Regions from separate parts of the Homo sapiens genome. Here region 2 is linked to region 1. Evidence: read pairs that join two places in POLR2A ChIA-PET (ENCODE). Cell type or tissue: endothelial cell of umbilical vein. All regions are shown on one strand. Links, peaks and the distances in the headings refer to the core of each region. The heading gives the core; the rest is flanking DNA.

Region 1 (8,640 bases), core at 297-8,296:
CAGGCACAGCAGTGCGCATCTGTATTCCCAGCTACTTGGGAAGTTGAAGTGGGAGGATCACTTGAACCCAGGAGATCGAGGCTGCAGTGAGCTATGATCATCACACCACTGCATTCCAGCCTGGGCAACAGAGTGTAAGACCCTGTCTCAAAAAAAAAAAAAAAAAAAAATTCACCCCCCAATTTGTTAGGTCTAGTATCAGTCCAGTGATGGCCCCCTACGTTGTGGTTCTCTGTGTTCTTATATGTCCCACATGGGAGTTTCTGCTTGGGCTCTCACTGCCCAAACCTATTTTTTTTTTTCAGTCTTTCTCCCTTTCTAATCCCTCTCTAATCACCAAGCCTTGTGGCTGATAAGACCCCTTGGCCTGGGTCTATCCAAGATAGACCCATCAGCTAACTACCATTTCCCTACTGATTCAACTTCCACTGCAGAAAAAGCTGCATGGACTTCAGATTCAGAGACAGACTCAAATCCTAATTTTGTCATTTCAAACTATAAATTCAGGCAAGTTACTTCCACTCACTGAGCTTTAGCTATCTCTTATATAAAACGGGATAATAATCACTTTGCAGAGTTGAGATGATAATGCTAATAATAAAATCCAGTATTATTACTTATGTGTCAAGTTACTTTTTGTTTGTTTGTTTGTTTGTTTGAGACACAGTCTCGCTCTGTTGCCAGGGTGGAGTACAGTGATGTGGTCTTGGCTCACTGCAACCTCTGCCTCCTGGGTCCAACCAATTCTCCTGCGTTAGCCTCCCAAGTAGCTGGGACTACAGGTGCATGTCACCACGCCCAGCTAATTTTTGTATTTTTAGTAGAGACGGGGTTTCACCATGTTGGCCAGGATGGTCTTGATTTCTTGACCTTGTGATCCGCCCGCCTCAGCCTCCCAAAGTGCTGGGATTACAGGTGTGAGCCACCACGCCCAGCCCCATGTATCAAGTATTTATGCTAAGCGCTTCACATTAATCCCATCTAATCCTCACAACCCTTTCATGAGGTAGGTCCTACCATTACCTTTATTGTATAGATGAGAAACCAACTAGAGAAGCTAATTTACTTGCCTGGGTAATTGTGATAGACAATGGGCTCACTAACCCAATGATCATTCCCAACACCCTTTGCCCTTACCAAATGCTTTCACTACTGAGTCTGGAAAAGCTAAATACTCACTTTCCCAGCTTTCCTAGCACTTAGGAATAGCCACGTGGCCCAGTTCTGACCAATGAGATGTACACAGAAGTCTGCTGGGGATATTTGGGTCTTTGCTTTCCTAGGAGAAGAACAGACATTACTCGTGTTCCTCTATAACCCTTTTTTCCTACCTCCATCAGAGACATAATGACTAGAGCTACAGCAGCCATCTTAGAGCAGGAGGAAAAGGCCAAAGAATCATAGAGATATTGGTCTTGTACTCACTGACCTAATAAATCAATGTCACCTGCCACTGACCTTCAGACTTCTTTTTATGTAAGAAAAATATACCTCCTATTTACCTATTTATTTAAGCTCCTGTTTTGTTTTGTTTTTTTCTCTCTCTCTCTAACTCTATCTCTATCTTTCCTTTCTTTCTCTTTTTGAGATGGGGTCTTGCTGTGGTGCCCTGGCTAGAGTGCAGTGGCATGATCATGGCTCACTGCAGCCTTGACCTCTTGGGCTCAAGCAATCCTCCTGCCTTAGCCTCCTGAGTAGCTGGGACCACAGGTGTGCGCCACCTAATTTAAAAATTTTTTTTTGGAGAGCCAGGGTCTCTCTATGTTGCCCAGGCTGGTCTCCAACTCCTGGGCTCAAATGATCCTCTTGCCTCAGCCTCCCAAAGTGCTGGGATTACAGGCATGAGGCACCGCACCTGGCCTAAGCTACTGTTAATCAAGTCTTCCAGTAGCATATTCTGGCATTTATAACTGATGCATAGTGAGTGATAAAACAGCGGAGCTGAGATTCAAACACAGACAATTCTTAACTACTAAGCTACATGAAAAAAAAAATCTGGCACTGGATTTACTAGGGAATGGGTACTCAAATGATGAAAATAACTATAATAATATGAATCACTCGGCCTACCTTCTTAAGGCTCCAAGCTCCTCTGGAAACTCAGGATGGTTAGTAACCTAAATTACAACAGAACTACTTAGGATCAGGTCCCCTCTTTGGACACTGTGCCCAGCCCTCTTGTCTGCATTTCAATTCAGAGCTCCCAGCTGGGGATCCACACTAAGGCGGGAAGAGGGTAGGAAGGTTTGGAGTCAGGTCTTGACTCTTTGCCCATCCCCACCTATCTTATGGTACCACGAAGATTTCAGGCCTCCTGCCATGCAGGCATAAGGCAACAGAGTCCAATGAACTCAGCATAAACTTACAAATTGTGACAGCACTTGTGGTAACAGTGAAGGCCAAAGCTTCTCCTTGGTAGACAGAGACCTTTGGAGGTAACAAGAAGTATGGTTTTGTAGCTTAAACAAGACCAAGGACTACTGATTTTTCTGCATCTTCTCCTGCTGACAGCAGTAATAGCAAAAATCTGATTTAGACACTTAAATTCAAGTACCTTCCCCATCAGCTGAGCAATTTTCAAGTAATCACACTTTTGACCTTACTCAACATGAGTCCTTTTAAAGCCAATTTTAGGGGCCAATTATTTAGTTTTCCTAAAATGTGCAAGGGAAAAGAAAATTGTTGGCTATCCTGCTGGAAACTGGCTTGCATCCCTGTGTCCAGGGTTTAGGACCACCCAATCTGTCTTGAGAAGGTGCCAGCAGCCCCTCCTGTCATAGCTGACACATGTGTGACATTTGACACATAACCTGCTTCTAAAGCTGTTTTGAACTTGAAGGAATTATGACATTCATGATGGCAAGATTCCTAGACAAGCTCACAAAATTGGGAGAGAAGAGGAAGACTATGGAACATTTACTAAATGGGAGATAGGTCCATTAGAATCATCCAGAGAGCTTGTAAAAACACCGATTTTGCTGGGAACCACCTCTAGGGTTTCTGATTCTGTAAGTCTGAAGCTGAAGCCCAAGAATTAGCATTTCTAGTAGGTTTGTAGGCCCAGGGGTTACATTTAGAAAATCACTGCTATAAAGTATAAATCAATTATTAGTCACAGAGACTTTGGAAACTGACAATTGGGCACCTCCAGATGCTGGAAAAGTTTCTCCATCCGTAAGAAAAGGTTCACTGTATCAGGATATTCACCTAGCTTATGGCCTTTTTTCCCTCCCAAAAACAAAACGACCCCCCTTCTCCACTCCCCTCCCCCCAAATCTAAACAGCAATAGTGACAGGTTTCAACTGGTTTCTTTTTATGGACCAGACAGACCCTGAATGCTCAGAACATAGGGAAATGCCTGTGGGTTTTCACAAGGCAAAGCTGTCTCTTAAAAAAGATGCTTTGAGTTCAGAAGAGGAATTCTCCTAGAAGTTCCAGACAATATACCCTGAAAGAAAGGACAAGTCTACAGTGGAGGTTCTCTAATCTCCCAAAGTATGCATATACTACTACTAGCTGCTACTAAGAAAAAAACTCTTAGACCAGCTTTTTCCACAACATACCTGTGCTTATTACCATAGTAAGAACCAGGAATGAATAGGTGCAAGGATGGAGACGAGTGTGTGCATGTGTGATATATATTAGGGGTTGGGAAGACAAACATAAACTAGATAATTCTGAGAACCCCTTCATGGCAGCTTAGGAGCTATCTAAATGGGTTACAGGTTGAGTTGAGATACTGATTCCTTAAGCTCTTAGGCTGTCTGGGAAGAAGGTGAGGCATAAGAGCTCCTGGGCAGCTTTGTCTATCTATCCAGAGTTCCCTATAAATAATGTAATTTTCTGTGTGAAAGCACTGGCTTAGAGCTAAATGTGAATTACTGTTTAGAGAAGACCCTCGGGACAAAAAGCCTATTCCAAACTCTCAGGTCAATTTGCCAGAGAGATTTATGGACCTCTGAAAAGGCTTCGTTATTAGAGGTTTGATCATTCAGTCCTTTATTCACTCAACTAACCAATATTAATTGAGAGTTCACTTTGTGTTAGGCACTTTGTGTTAGCACTGAGAACACAATGACTGCCTGCAATAGCAATGGGTATTACTAAAGATATAAACAATTATAAGACAGTCTACAGTCATATGCTGCATAATGACAGCATATATGAAGGTGATCCCATAAGATTATAATACTGCATTTTTACTGTACCTTTTCTATGTTTAGATACACAAACAACCATTGTGTTACAATTGCCTACATTATTCAGTGCAGTAACATGCTGTACAGATTTGTAGCCTAGGCTATACCACATAGCCAAGGTGTGTAAGTAGGCTGTACCATCTACGTCTGTGTAAGTACACTCCATTATATTTGCACAACAACAAAACTGCCTAATTGTTGCATTTCTCAAAATGTATCCCCCTTGTTAAATAGTCCATGAGTGTAAGTTAACTATGTAGCTTAGTGGTTAAGAGCATGAAACATCCGAACTTAGGCTTGATTCTGGCTTCTCTACTTCCTGGCTCTGTGACAGAAACAAGTCCTCTCATCTTTCTTGATTTGTGTCTACACCTATTAAAACTTGGATAATACAGATTAAGTAAGAGAAACCTTGCAGCACAGCTGCCACCACTGCCACCACCTTGAGTCAGGAGAACCAAGCCCAGGCTGGGGTGTTGGAAGTCTGGGGATTCCAGCCTCAGTCACTATGGACAGTTTTTTCTTCATCTGTAGCTCTCTGGCCACACCCACTCCTTTACATTCAAGGTAGAGGAAGAAGATAATATGAAGCATGTGCTGGCATTAATTATGCTCTGCTTCACCAAGGGAGCTAACAATGAGTGTAATGTGATAGAAGGTGTAACCTGGAACTGTGACCACCAGGAGATTACAGTCCCTCTGGCAAACCTCAAGTTATCCTGTCAACCCAAGTTACAATACGCAATGATGTTTCTGAGGAAGAGGAGGGAGCTGAGTTGTGCCCTGTCCTTCCTGCCAAAAAGCAGTGGGGATAAGCCCTAACCCTCACTGTTTAGCTAGCTGCCTGCTACATGTGCCATATACCATCTTCATGGACAAGACTGAAGAATTCTGAATGTCTCTTCTCTGATGAAAAGGAGAGTCTGGGGTGAGGGGGTGAGTGGGAGGCACTTGGGCCAGTGCTAGAAGAGAAGGAGGCCTGTTCTCCATAGGACCCTGGTGTTCTGGTCCTATACCATGTCTAGGGCTTACCTTTTCTCTAGGGGTGGGAAGCACTCTGAACTTCTATCCTGACCCTCTCTCTCCATCTACCTATGAAGATTGGAGGTCAGTATCCAAAGCTCAGGACTACACATTTTTAACCAGTTTACATTTTTGGATGAAAGTTGAAATAAAATGGTGTGGAATGTTTTGCAAAAAAAAAATAATAATAATAAGTAAAATAATGACATAATTCTCAAACTGGGTACAGGAACTCCTATGGTTACTCAACACTATGCTGCAGGTTACAAAAAAAAAAGTACTGAATAAATAGGCGCACCTTCCTGGGGTGTTAATTTTACCAGACGGTAAATAATTTGAAGTGTTTGTTTTATAGAAAACAAGTATGACTACATAATGGTGCCTTAAGGCAAAATCCTTATGAATTCTGAAGATAAGACATAGACTTCAAATACATTTTAACCTTGGAGTGGCTGCTGTGGGCTATTCACTCCTGCATCAATCCAGAGATGAATTCATTCTCCTCTGATAGCAGGTACACTTTGGTAGAAAAGTTTCCAAAACACGGTGTATGGCCCATAAGGGCCCTCAGCAAACAGCAACCATTACTGTTATTCATAGATAGCTGTTATAATAAACCCATCCACTAGAGGAACAAAATGGGTGGGGAAAGGGGTCCTCTCTACCCAGACACCATTTTTTTCCCAAGCTCTGGACCTATCTGGTTCCTGACCAGAATCTCTGTGATTCCATGGGAAGTAGAACTCTGGGAAGCTGGCCAATTCTGACCCTAAATGCCAAGGAGTTCTCTTCGAAAAAGAGATCAGCACTAGTAAAGTTACTAATCTCAACAGCCTCCTGGGGACCCAGCCCGCAAGCAGTTAACCCTCAAGATAAGAAAAGTCAGTACAATGATCAATGCGGCTCTACCCATGACTAGATCTGTCACATTTAAAAGGTTCTTCCAGATCAATTATCTCCTTAAAGTCTCACGAATAAGTGACAGATAGGGTAGATACTATTATTCCTACCTTTATAGGAGAGGAAACTGAGGCCATTGGAAGTAAAGGAACTTATTAAAGTTTTTAGAGGCAGAGCCAGGAGTCAGACTCGGGTCTTCAGACTTCAAGAACAGGCTCTCCCCACTACATTACGCAACAGAAACCATTCCAATGAGAATCTATGCAGCACAGCCAAAAGCTCTTCCAGTCCTGTGTCAACATCCCACTGATTTTCAGCTGTATTCGAGGCCACAAAAATTATATCACCATTGATTAAGGACCATACATAACTAATAGAAAGCTAAATTAAATTGCATGAGCTTAATTAGCAGGGAAAGGGAAGTCACTCACTGGTGGTAGCTATGGCTATACCTGACCTTTCATAGGATACTTATGGACAGGCTGGCTTTCATGGTCTATTGAGCTTGCCCAAGAATGTCAGAAGCTCCAGAGAAAGAAGCCCTGGACTGTCACTGTAGGAGAGGGCGCTGAGTAAGGGTACTGAGCTCACCTCATCTTAATCTGTTTCTGAACCCTTCATTAACACCAGGGATTCCAAGAAGGAACACAGAAAAATTGCATTTACAAGAAAATGCAAAAGAAATAGACTAAGGGAAGGAGTCAGCCAGCTGATTTATAATAAAAGAGATCTAACAAAAATTTAAAGATTAATACCCAGATTGTTAGAGCTAACGGAAACTACTAAACAACTCACATAAGCCCCTCATAGCCTAGATGGGAAAGTGAAGGCAAGGGAAATGGGTGGAACTTGTCAAGTGTCTCCTAGTTGTTAGTAGCAGAATCAGAATTACAACTTAGTAACTCCTCTCCTCTCATGCTTCAAGATTCACGCTTGCCTTCTCAGAAGGCTTTCCTGACACCAACCTCTTGATAGGGATAGGGGGCAGAGAAATTCTTAGCAGAAAAGAGCAGGCCCCTGGCGAAACCCCACCCTCAAGCCAAAAAGCCTGAAACCGCGGCCCAAAGTGAGAACTTATATCTCTGTTTTCCTGCTCAAATGTTGCCTTTTCCTAAACCACCCATGGTCCCACCCCATCCTGTGCCTATAAAAACTCCAGATTCAGCTGGTAGACGGGACTATGGCTGGACATTGGAGAGAAGTGGCTTGACTTCAGAGGTACAGCTTGACAGCAAAACTTCGAAGAATCTGGCTGGAGACAGCTGGACTTCAGGGGAAGATTACCTACCCAACCCGTCCCCTTTTCAGCCCCTCTTCCCACTGAGAGCCACTTTCATCGGCAATAAAATCTCCTGCATTTACCACCCTTCAATTCGTTTAGGCTACCTCATTTTTCCTGGATGCCAGACAAGAGCTTGGGAGCCACGAGTGTGGATACAAAAAGGCTGGCACACTGGCCCTTTGCACTCGCTGGTGGAAGGCAGCCTCACACAAAAAGGCAAAGAGCCCACTGGGCTGTTAACACTTAAGCTGTTCATGGACAGCAGAGCTAAAAGAGCACTGTAACACGCCCTCTGGGGCTTCAGTAGTCACAGGCACCCCCACCTGGACACTGCCTTGGGGCCCGCACAGAGTTCACTGATGCCAGAGCCCAAAAGTGGCCGGCTGGATCCTGTACTCACTTGCCTACTGCTCCCTTCCACAAAGGGTTGAGCATGGCGAGCTGAGTAAGCAGAGTTTGTTCCTGCCAGCGCCCAAAAGCACTTGCTCTAGTTCCTGCACTGGTTCGCTCACACGCTCTGTCCCACAAGGGGTAGACAAGGGTGGACTGAGTAAATGAGGCACCCCTGTCGCAAGTCCAGCAAAGGGGTCAAGAAAATATCCTGATTCGCTCTGACAGTGTTGTGGCCCTCCTCTATATACACCATGCTTCCACAGCAATTTGTACATTTATTTATTATGTTAGGCTTTTGGAATACAGTGGCACATCCCTCTGAGATAGTATTTGTCTCAGTGTATTCTGTCTTCTTATACTTCTGTTTTTCCATTTCTTACAGATCTGTGCTGGTTAAGATGGAGAGTCTATGGAGGTACCATAAACAAAGAACACACAATCACTGTGTGTATGAGTCTTTATAAAACTGGTAATCTTGCAATTTAAAGAACAGAGTATATAACAAAATTGGAAGGTCAGAATTCATCCAGTCCAGTCATTTAGGCCCCCTCCTATGGCAGTAGAATCCTTCTCACCTGGATGCCTAATCTATAAAATAGGCAGGAGCAGATCTCTACTGGAGGGGAAGAGAGCACCTATGTGGCTTACTGCTTTCTCTTTTAACAGCTCCTAGGCATCCTGAGGTGCAATCTCCCAATTTTCTGAATAAGGAAACAGCTAAAATAAAGGAACTTTTTACTTCTAGGCTCTCCCTTCATTCAGCATGAACAAAGAAAAAAGTAGGGCCTTTAGAGCCAGGCAAACTGTAAGGGAATCTTCTATGACCTTGGAAAAGTCATTTG
Region 2 (8,640 bases), core at 526-8,525, 140 kb before region 1:
GCAGTGACGACGACCGAGACGGTGAGGGCGGCCACCGCTGGGGAGGGAGGCCCGGGCTCAGGCCTGGAAGCTCCCTATTGGATCAGGACTGCAGGCCTGACAGTGATGGGTTAAATCTAAGCAGCATGAACTCAGCAGGGGTTTCTGGGAGCCCTGAGCCCCCAACATCTCCAAGAGCCCCTAGAGAAGAAGGACTCCGGGAGTGGGGTAGTGGCTCTCCGCCCTGCGTCCCAGGTCCCCAGGAGGGACTTCGGCCTATGTCTGACTCTGTGGGAGGAGCTTTCCGTGTGGCCAAGGTGAGCTTTCCCTCGTACCTGGCCAGCCCCGCAGGCTCCCGCGGTAGCAGCCGTTATTCCAGCACGGAGACCCTCAAGGACGACGACCTATGGTCTAGTAGGGGTTCTGGGGGCTGGGGCGTGTACCGCTCCCCTAGCTTTGGAGCTGGGGAAGGGCTCCTGCGGTCCCAGGCTCGAACCCGTGCCAAAGGACCTGGAGGCACCTCTAGGGCATTGAGGGATGGAGGATTTGAGCCTGAAAAGAGTCGACAGCGGAAGTCCCTGTCAAATCCAGATATCGCCTCAGAGACCCTGACGCTTCTCAGTTTCCTGCGCTCAGACCTTTCAGAGCTGAGGGTCCGAAAACCTGGTGGGAGCTCCGGGGACCGTGGAAGCAACCCCCTAGATGGCAGAGACTCACCATCCGCAGGTGGCCCTGTGGGGCAACTTGAACCCATACCCATCCCAGCCCCAGCATCACCTGGCACGCGCCCCACACTCAAGGACTTGACAGCCACTCTGCGGAGAGCAAAGTCATTCACCTGCTCTGAGAAGCCCATGGCCCGCCGCCTGCCCCGCACCAGTGCTCTGAAGTCCAGCTCCTCCGAGCTCCTGCTCACAGGCCCTGGTGCCGAGGAGGATCCGCTGCCCCTCATCGTCCAGGACCAATATGTGCAGGAGGCCCGCCAGGTTTTTGAGAAGATCCAGCGCATGGGTGCCCAACAAGATGATGGAAGCGATGCCCCCCCTGGAAGCCCTGACTGGGCAGGGGATGTGACCCGAGGGCAGCGGTCCCAGGAGGAGCTCTCAGGCCCTGAGTCCAGTCTGACAGATGAAGGCATTGGGGCAGACCCTGAGCCTCCTGTTGCAGCATTTTGCGGCCTGGGTACCACAGGGATGTGGCGACCTCTTTCCTCATCCTCGGCCCAGACGAACCACCATGGCCCTGGGACTGAGGACAGTCTGGGCGGGTGGGCCCTGGTGTCGCCTGAGACCCCTCCCACACCAGGTGCCCTCCGCCGACGACGCAAAGTCCCACCTTCAGGTTCTGGTGGGAGCGAATTGAGCAATGGGGAGGCAGGGGAGGCCTACAGGTCCCTGAGTGACCCAATTCCTCAGCGCCACCGGGCTGCCACCTCTGAAGAGCCTACTGGGTTCTCTGTGGACAGCAACCTCCTGGGCTCACTGAGCCCCAAGACAGGGCTCCCTGCCACCTCAGCCATGGATGAGGGCTTGACCAGTGGTCACAGTGACTGGTCTGTGGGCAGTGAAGAGAGCAAGGGATATCAGGAGGTTATTCAGAGCATAGTTCAGGGGCCTGGCACCCTGGGGCGTGTGGTGGACGACAGGATTGCTGGCAAAGCCCCCAAGAAGAAATCCCTGAGTGACCCCAGCCGCCGTGGGGAGCTGGCTGGGCCTGGATTCGAGGGCCCTGGAGGGGAGCCCATCCGAGAAGTTGAGCCCATGCTGCCTCCATCCAGCAGCGAGCCCATCCTTGTAGAGCAGCGGGCAGAGCCAGAAGAACCTGGTGCCACCAGGAGCCGGGCACAGTCTGAAAGGGCCCTACCTGAGGCTCTGCCTCCCCCTGCCACTGCCCACCGAAACTTTCACCTTGACCCCAAGCTGGCTGACATTCTGTCCCCGAGGCTAATCCGCCGAGGCTCCAAGAAGCGCCCAGCTCGGAGTAGTCACCAGGAGCTTCGGAGAGACGAGGGCAGTCAGGACCAGACTGGCAGCCTGTCTCGGGCCCGGCCCTCCTCCAGACACGTTCGCCATGCCAGTGTGCCCGCCACATTTATGCCTATTGTGGTGCCTGAGCCACCAACTTCTGTTGGTCCCCCTGTGGCTGTGCCAGAACCCATAGGCTTCCCTACCCGAGCCCATCCCACGTTGCAGGCACCATCGCTCGAGGACGTCACCAAGCAGTACATGCTGAACCTGCACTCCGGTGAGGTCCCTGCCCCAGTGCCAGTGGACATGCCCTGCTTGCCTCTGGCTGCACCGCCCTCTGCTGAGGCCAAGCCCCCTGAGGCAGCTCGGCCTGCAGATGAGCCTACCCCTGCCAGCAAGTGCTGCAGCAAGCCACAGGTGGTGAGTCCTTTGTAGGGGCCTTCAGATTGGGGCCAAAGAAGGGCCATGGGCACCGACTTCGGTTGGAGCCTTTTGCATTGTATTCACTGGTCAGGTGCCCAGGTGCCAAGGGTGCTTTTCTGGTCCTGGAAGTGCCTGTGCAGTTTTAAGAGTTGTTAATGACACAGGGCTCCTGTCTACTCAGGCCCTGTAGAAGCTTCAGTTTTCTGCTGGTGCTAATGGCAAAGGGTCTTGTCTGCTCCAGGTGTTCTGGGTGGTAATTACAAAGGATTCTTATCTTGTCCTTTGGATGTTTCTCAGGGACTGGTTTTGGAAATCCCTGTGTGGTTCTTTGTTGGAGGGATGAGTGTGATGGCACCCAGCGCAGGCTCAGTCCTTTCTCTGAGGCTTGCTACTCTGTTGGCCAGACCCTTGATAGGATGTTTGGCTCAGGGGCCACAGTTGACATGGGTTTGCCCTTCTTCGTGTGGCTTTCCTGTGACAGGTCAGAATATAGATGTGTTCCTGGGCCTGGGAGAATTGGGGAGGTACAAGGCTTTACTTTATGGAGGAGCAGAGGGGGCTCAGGGTTCTAACTGCAGTTCTGTTCTTGCTGTGTGACATTGGCCTTTCTCTGTGACTTAATCTCCCCAATCAGGGGAGATAGGTGGACAAACTAGTGCCTATGTTTCCATCCAGCTGGTACTGTGCAGATTTGGGGGAGCCTGCGGTTTTGAGTTGGGGACTCTTGGGGCCTGAGTTCTGCCAGAGCCTCCTCAGATGAAAAAAGCTTCTAGATGGGGGCTTCTAGGGGAGGATAGAGGCAGGGAGGGGGCTGCAGAGGCTGGGCAGCCAGGGCCCTTTAGAGAGGTCAGGAGTGGTTCTGGGCCCCATATTCAGGGCTGCCTCTATGGGTCTGGGGGGTCGGTTCTTGTTCCCCCATCCTGTCTGCTTGCATCTTTTCCCCACTCTACCCCCTTCTTGGTGACTCTGAGATGCACCCCGTTTCTGCCAGACCCCCAGCCCTGGGGGCTCACTCTCCCTGAGACCCCTCCTTCTACCTTCTGGCTTCAGCTATCCCTGGAGTTTAGGCTGTGGATTCAGATGGGATCCAGATGGCATATGCCCTGGCATCTGGGTTGGGAGCTAGATTCCAGGCTGTGGATTCTGAGCTGAGCTCAGCGATGGCCAGTGGTTACTTCAACTGTGGCCTGCGCTCCCACTGCGCTCCCTGACTGTGTGAGAAGCCTGGAAATTATAAACCCTGGACTGATTCAGTCACTCCCTTTCCCAGCACTCTCATGGCCCCTCTGAACTCCCTTTCTCTTTGTTTCTCTCTCCTTGTCTCCAGTTACCCCTGGTCCTGGCTCTGGGGTTTCTCATGGAGGCTGCAGAGAGAGCAGGCAGGGAGTGGGGAGCGGGGCGTTTTGAACCTGTCCTTCCTTCTGAGTCCCAGTGAGGGCAGCTCCGGTGCCCCTGAACTCCAGTGCCAGTTCTGAAGGTGGGGGAGGGGAGGAAGACAGCAGGTCCAGTTCTTGTCAGGGGTCTCCTCCCCAGCCTCCTTTCCCATATATCTTTTCTGGGAGCCTTGAAGGCTCAAATGGGGGAGAGGACAGGAGTAAACCAAGGGACTCAGGGAGACTGAAGGTGGGTTGGGGGTGCTTCTAAGAGAAGGCTTTGAGACCCAGAGAGGAGGTGGGAGTTTACAGAACTTCTCCTGCCCCACCTCCCTTCACATTCTCCTCTACCCCCCACCCCTTTCTGGAGCTCTGAGGCGGGACAGATCTGCCATAACATGGGCTTCTCCCTGCCACGAACAGAGGCCTTCTCTGATCTCCAAGCTTTTGCCCACTCCAGGCCTCTCACTTTTCCAGGCCCAGCTTGATGTCCCCTTAGGGGGAGGTAACTGGTGAGTCTGTCATTAGAAGAGCAGGGTGTGAGCCTTGCTCTTCTGATCCCTGTGTGGCCTAGGATCCATCATATCCCTGCTCTGTGCCTCACTTCCCCCTTCCATAAAATGGGGGTAATGGCCTCTGCCTGGCAGGCTGTCTCTTGTGGTGAATGGGTGGTGTGATCATTTCCTCTCTGGTAGCAGGAAAGAAGAAAAATGGAGGCTGCACTGCCCAGCTGCTTCTCAGCCACCAGGCTTGGCTTGTGAACACAGGGCTGGGTCCTCGGGGGCCTCAGTATAACCTGGTGGACTGCAGTAGCCTCTGAGAACATCCATCATCCTCCAATTTCCCACACCCTCATAAAGCCTGGAAGTTCTCCCATCTGCTAGCTTGAACCCCTCCTGCTGTCCCCTTCCTTCTGGCTCCCAGAATATGGGGAGCAGCTGTCCACCCCCTCCTGGTGGCCTCTGTTGAGGAGACAATGTTCCCTTGTTTCAAGCCTGAGGCTCCAGTCATGCTCCCTGGGCCGTGGGTGGAGATGGCGTGGTATGGACTCCAGAATAAGCAGAGACGAGAGGAGCTGTCATTCTTTGCTTCTGGCAGTCCCTGGGGACTAAGGGGATGCCCCCCGCCCCCCAGGCTGTAGGGAGTCCTTCACCCTCAGGTCCACATTCGTGCTCTGTGTGGTGTTGCCCCCATTGCCGGGAAGTGGGAGGCCTGGGGCCAGGCCTGGCTCAGCCTTTGACTCACTCAGACCTGGACAGAGTCATCTTTGTCTCTCAGTTTTCCCATCTGTACAGTGGGAGGTTAGACTGCCTGGTCTGTGAGGCTCAGAAGGAGGGAGTCAGCCTGCAGGGGGTGTCAAGTGAAATGGGAGGAGCCAGCGGTGTGGCTGGAGGGGAGAGAAAGGCAGCTGTCTGCAATAGCTGCATGAACCCAGGAGAACAGGGAGTAACAGTAGCTCATGGGTCATTTATTCCAGGAATGCCTGTCTGTGTGCCGGGAGGTGAGGAGGCAGAGCTGTCAGGCCTCCCTGCCCCGCCCCTCCCACACTCTTGTTACCTCCACTGAGGCCCACTGTAGCCTGGTTGGTCAACAACTCTTCCTGTGAGGGAGAGCTTCCCCCGCCCCAGCCTCAAAGTGCAGAGTCTTGCAGTCCCACCTTCTGCCCTCAGGTCCCTGATACCCGTTTGACACATGCCACAACTGTAGCCCACAGCAGGGGGTGACTTGTCTCTCAGCATCATAGGCAGATGAACTCACGAAATTTTAACATACTGAAATAGCAGTAACAATGACGAACATTTATCAAGTGCTTGCTATGTGCCAGACACTATCTGTTTCATTCTTCAACTGTGAAAGCTGTGGATATCTTACAGTGCAGACTTAGAGTCGAAGACTGTTGGATTCACCCTGAATCCTAGCATATCAGTGTCTTAGAGGTGAGGGGTCCCAAGGAGATTGGCCTGCCATCTGAGTAGCGGGGACAAGTCAGCAGACAGTTGGGAGTGTCACCTCCACATCCCCAACAGCCTGAACACTTTCATAGTGGTTATTTAATTCACCAGGGCCTGGGGTTGGGATGGGAAGAACTTTGAGACCCAGAAAGGGAGAATGCTAGGTCTAAGGTCACACAGCAAGGGCGGGCAGAACCAGGCCCATGCACCAGGACCCTGGCCTTGTTCCTCTCCACTCAGACCCCCTCCCTACCCAGCCAGCTCCCTGCCTTGCTGATGAAGGTCTGGCAACAGCTCTTCTAGTCACCCTTCTTTCTCCCCTTTTGGCGGGGAACCTGCGGGGGTGGAGGTTCTCTCCTTCCCCTCCTTGGCTCTTTGTGTGATTTTTCCATGGAAACTGGTTCTGGGGGGAAAGGAGGAGGTGATTAGGACACTTGGAATTCTGAGCGGTACCAAATATCTATAATTAAATGTCTTGTCACCCAGCAGGAGGGGGTGAGATGAGGGAGGACAGGCAGAAGGGCAGCCCCTTTCCTCTGTTTATTCCTCACATCTCCTCCCAACTCCTTCCTAAGGGCCTGGGCTCTTGGGGGGAACACTGTCCAGGAATGAGTCCTCCCCAGCGAGGAAGGGTTGGGGGATGGACTAGAGTTGAGTCTGACATTTTCCAGCCCCACGTTTCTGGGACCAGCTGGGTTTGGGAGGCGGAGAGGCTGCTGCTAATCCTGTCCCCAGCCCCCTCTCCCCGTGTAGGGACTTACCCCTCCTGCTTCCCTCCCACCCTCCCATCTGTGATCTTTCAGGCTACACATTGCTGCCCCAAAGCAGGGTGGAGGCACCCCCAGGCTTCCTGGGAGCCGAGGCACACAGAGTGTAGGATCTAGAAGCCAACTCGAAGGGGCTTAGGATGTTGAGGGACTAGCCTGGAAACTGGCCGAGGGACTTCCTAGAAGAGGCTCTGCCTAAGCTTGAGCTTGAACACTGAGCAAGAGGGAGAGGCTCTATGAAGAGGGCACAGCATGAGCAGAGGCTAGGAGATGGAAAGAAATATGGCAGGTTGTGTGCAGTAAAAGTTTGTTTCAGAGACTCAGGTGGCCTTTGATAGGGTAATGCATTCATCCATTAAACAAATACTGTCTGAGCAATAAGACATGTCAGGCCTTCTAGGCCTGGGAATACAGCAGCAAACAAAACAAAAGCCTGTCCTTGTGGAGCTTCCAGACTAGGGAGGAGGCCTGTCTGTAAATGGAGATATTCTGTGTCAGGGAGTGGTAGGGTCCGAGAAAAAAATAAAGCAGGATAAGGGAGTAGAGAATGACAGGGTGGGGTACTTTAGATCAAGAGATCAGGAATGCCTGTCTGAGGAGGTGACATTTGAGCAGAAGCCTGGAGGAAGTGAGGGAGCAGGTCAGGTGGCTGAGGGAAACAGCATTCTGGGCAGAGAGGAACAGCAGATGCAAAGGCACTGAGGTGGTTGAGAAACAGTCAAGAGAACTGTATGGATGGAGCAGAGAAGTAGAAGATCAGAGGTGGGTTAGGGTGAGGAAGATCATGTAGGCCAATAGGAGGACTTCAGCACATACTCAAAGTGAGATGGGGCAGGTGCTGTTGGAAGGTTCTGAGTGGAATAGTGGCCTGGTCTGACTTAAGCATTCACAGGTCTGCTCTGGCTGCTCCATGTGGATAGATTGCAAGGGGCCAGGTGGAGGCTGTGAGGCCAGTCAGAAGGCTGCTGGAATAATCTGGACAAGAGATGATGGTGGCTTGGGCCCAGGCAGAGATGGTGGAGTGGTGGGTTTCTGCTGCAGCCCCAGGGGCTCCTCAAGGGCCTGGACCCCAATGTTCAAGGTGAACACAGAGCTACAACTTCTCACATGGCTGGGCAGTGTGTGAGGGGTCACTTAGGGTGGGGAGGTGGAGTTTGAAAAGTCCCCAGGGTGGACTGGGCTTTGCGCTACACTGGCCACCCCCTGCAGACCCACATTGGCTTGGCTGAAAGGCTAGGAGAGTGGAGCCGCCACAGGGTCCCAGTGAGGCAGGTGACAGGGCCATATCCCACTGGTGTCTCCTCTGCAGCCACCATGACACCCATTTAGCTCCAGCGTGCATGTCTCCTGGGACAGGGAGCTCATGCCTCCCCCTACCCCCCAAGGTAGCCCCATCCCTCCCATCTGATCCTCCAGCTACGTGGGCATTGCCATGGCTCCAATAGTCCAATAAAGAAGCAGGCTCAGAGTGGGCAGGGTCTGCCCAAGGCCCCAAAGCTTGAGTATGGGATTTGGCTCCCAGTGTCCTGACTCCCAGACCGTACATTGGTCCCACAGAGTTCCCACTAAGCAGAGTTGGCAGGGATGGCGGTAGCAGGGTGGGGGAAGGGGGAGCCAATGTTTCCCAGAAAGGCTTGAAGCCCTGGCGTACTTACTGGGAAATGTGCCCAGGCAGCCTGGCGCCTTGCTGGCAAGCCCTGAAATGGGGGCCCTGGGTCCCCTGGGAAGCAGGAGCCTATTGGAGCTGATGTCTCCCCATGGGAGTTGATTCCCCCCATGATGTCCTCCCTCTAATTCTCAGCTCCCAGGGTCTCTGGGGCATTCTGGGGGTTGGGAGAGACAGACACAGAGGAAAACTGTCAGGCTGCTGGGCTCTGTGCAGTGAGTGAACCTCAGCCCATGAGATGCAGGGGTTTGGGGCCCCAACCACAGTGCCTGAGCCCCTGGAGGGACTTCCAGGACCCAACCCTCCAGTAGCTCTAGGGTTCACTAGGGACAGCCTGGTGTCTGTACTAGGAGTCAGGAGATCAGCTTTGCCTCACCACCTTCCTGCTGTGAGGCCTTCAATAAGTTCCATCCCCCTTCAGAGCCACAGAGCTGTCCATGCTCTTGGGCACCAGGATAAACCTCCTCCCAGGGCTGTTGGGAAAGGACCCAGTTCTAAGGAGGATCTCGGTTG

Evidence for each region. ChIA-PET counts read pairs that join two places held together with the same protein. Peaks named below come from ENCODE experiments on the same cell type or tissue, not always from the same donor. Only the 100,000 strongest peaks of a DNase experiment are listed, where the experiment ranks them.
Region 2: POLR2A ChIA-PET joins it to region 1 with 17 read pairs; 3 of 35 experiments call an interaction of 5 or more read pairs at or near these places.

The regions. Positions count from the first base shown.
Region 1 is chr11:73,447,409-73,456,048 of GRCh38, forward strand. All of the region lies in intron 2 of FAM168A (family with sequence similarity 168 member A), which reads right to left. Among named protein-coding and RNA genes, the nearest start is that of RELT, 75 kb to the left of the region's middle. RefSeq lists an enhancer at 7,758-8,257. In endothelial cell of umbilical vein, for the core only: no CTCF peak of the experiment used is centred there; no DNase peak of the experiment used is centred there.
Region 2 is chr11:73,309,465-73,318,104 of GRCh38, forward strand. It overlaps ARHGEF17 (Rho guanine nucleotide exchange factor 17), which reads left to right. Exons shown (of 21, transcript NM_014786.4): 1 at 1-2,366. Among named protein-coding and RNA genes, the nearest start is that of ARHGEF17-AS1, 4.4 kb to the left of the region's middle. RefSeq lists enhancers at 1-627, 4,886-5,065. In endothelial cell of umbilical vein, for the core only: no CTCF peak of the experiment used is centred there; a DNase peak (open chromatin) is centred at 4,417; H3K4me3 peaks cover 2,534 bases; H3K27ac peaks cover 1,602 bases.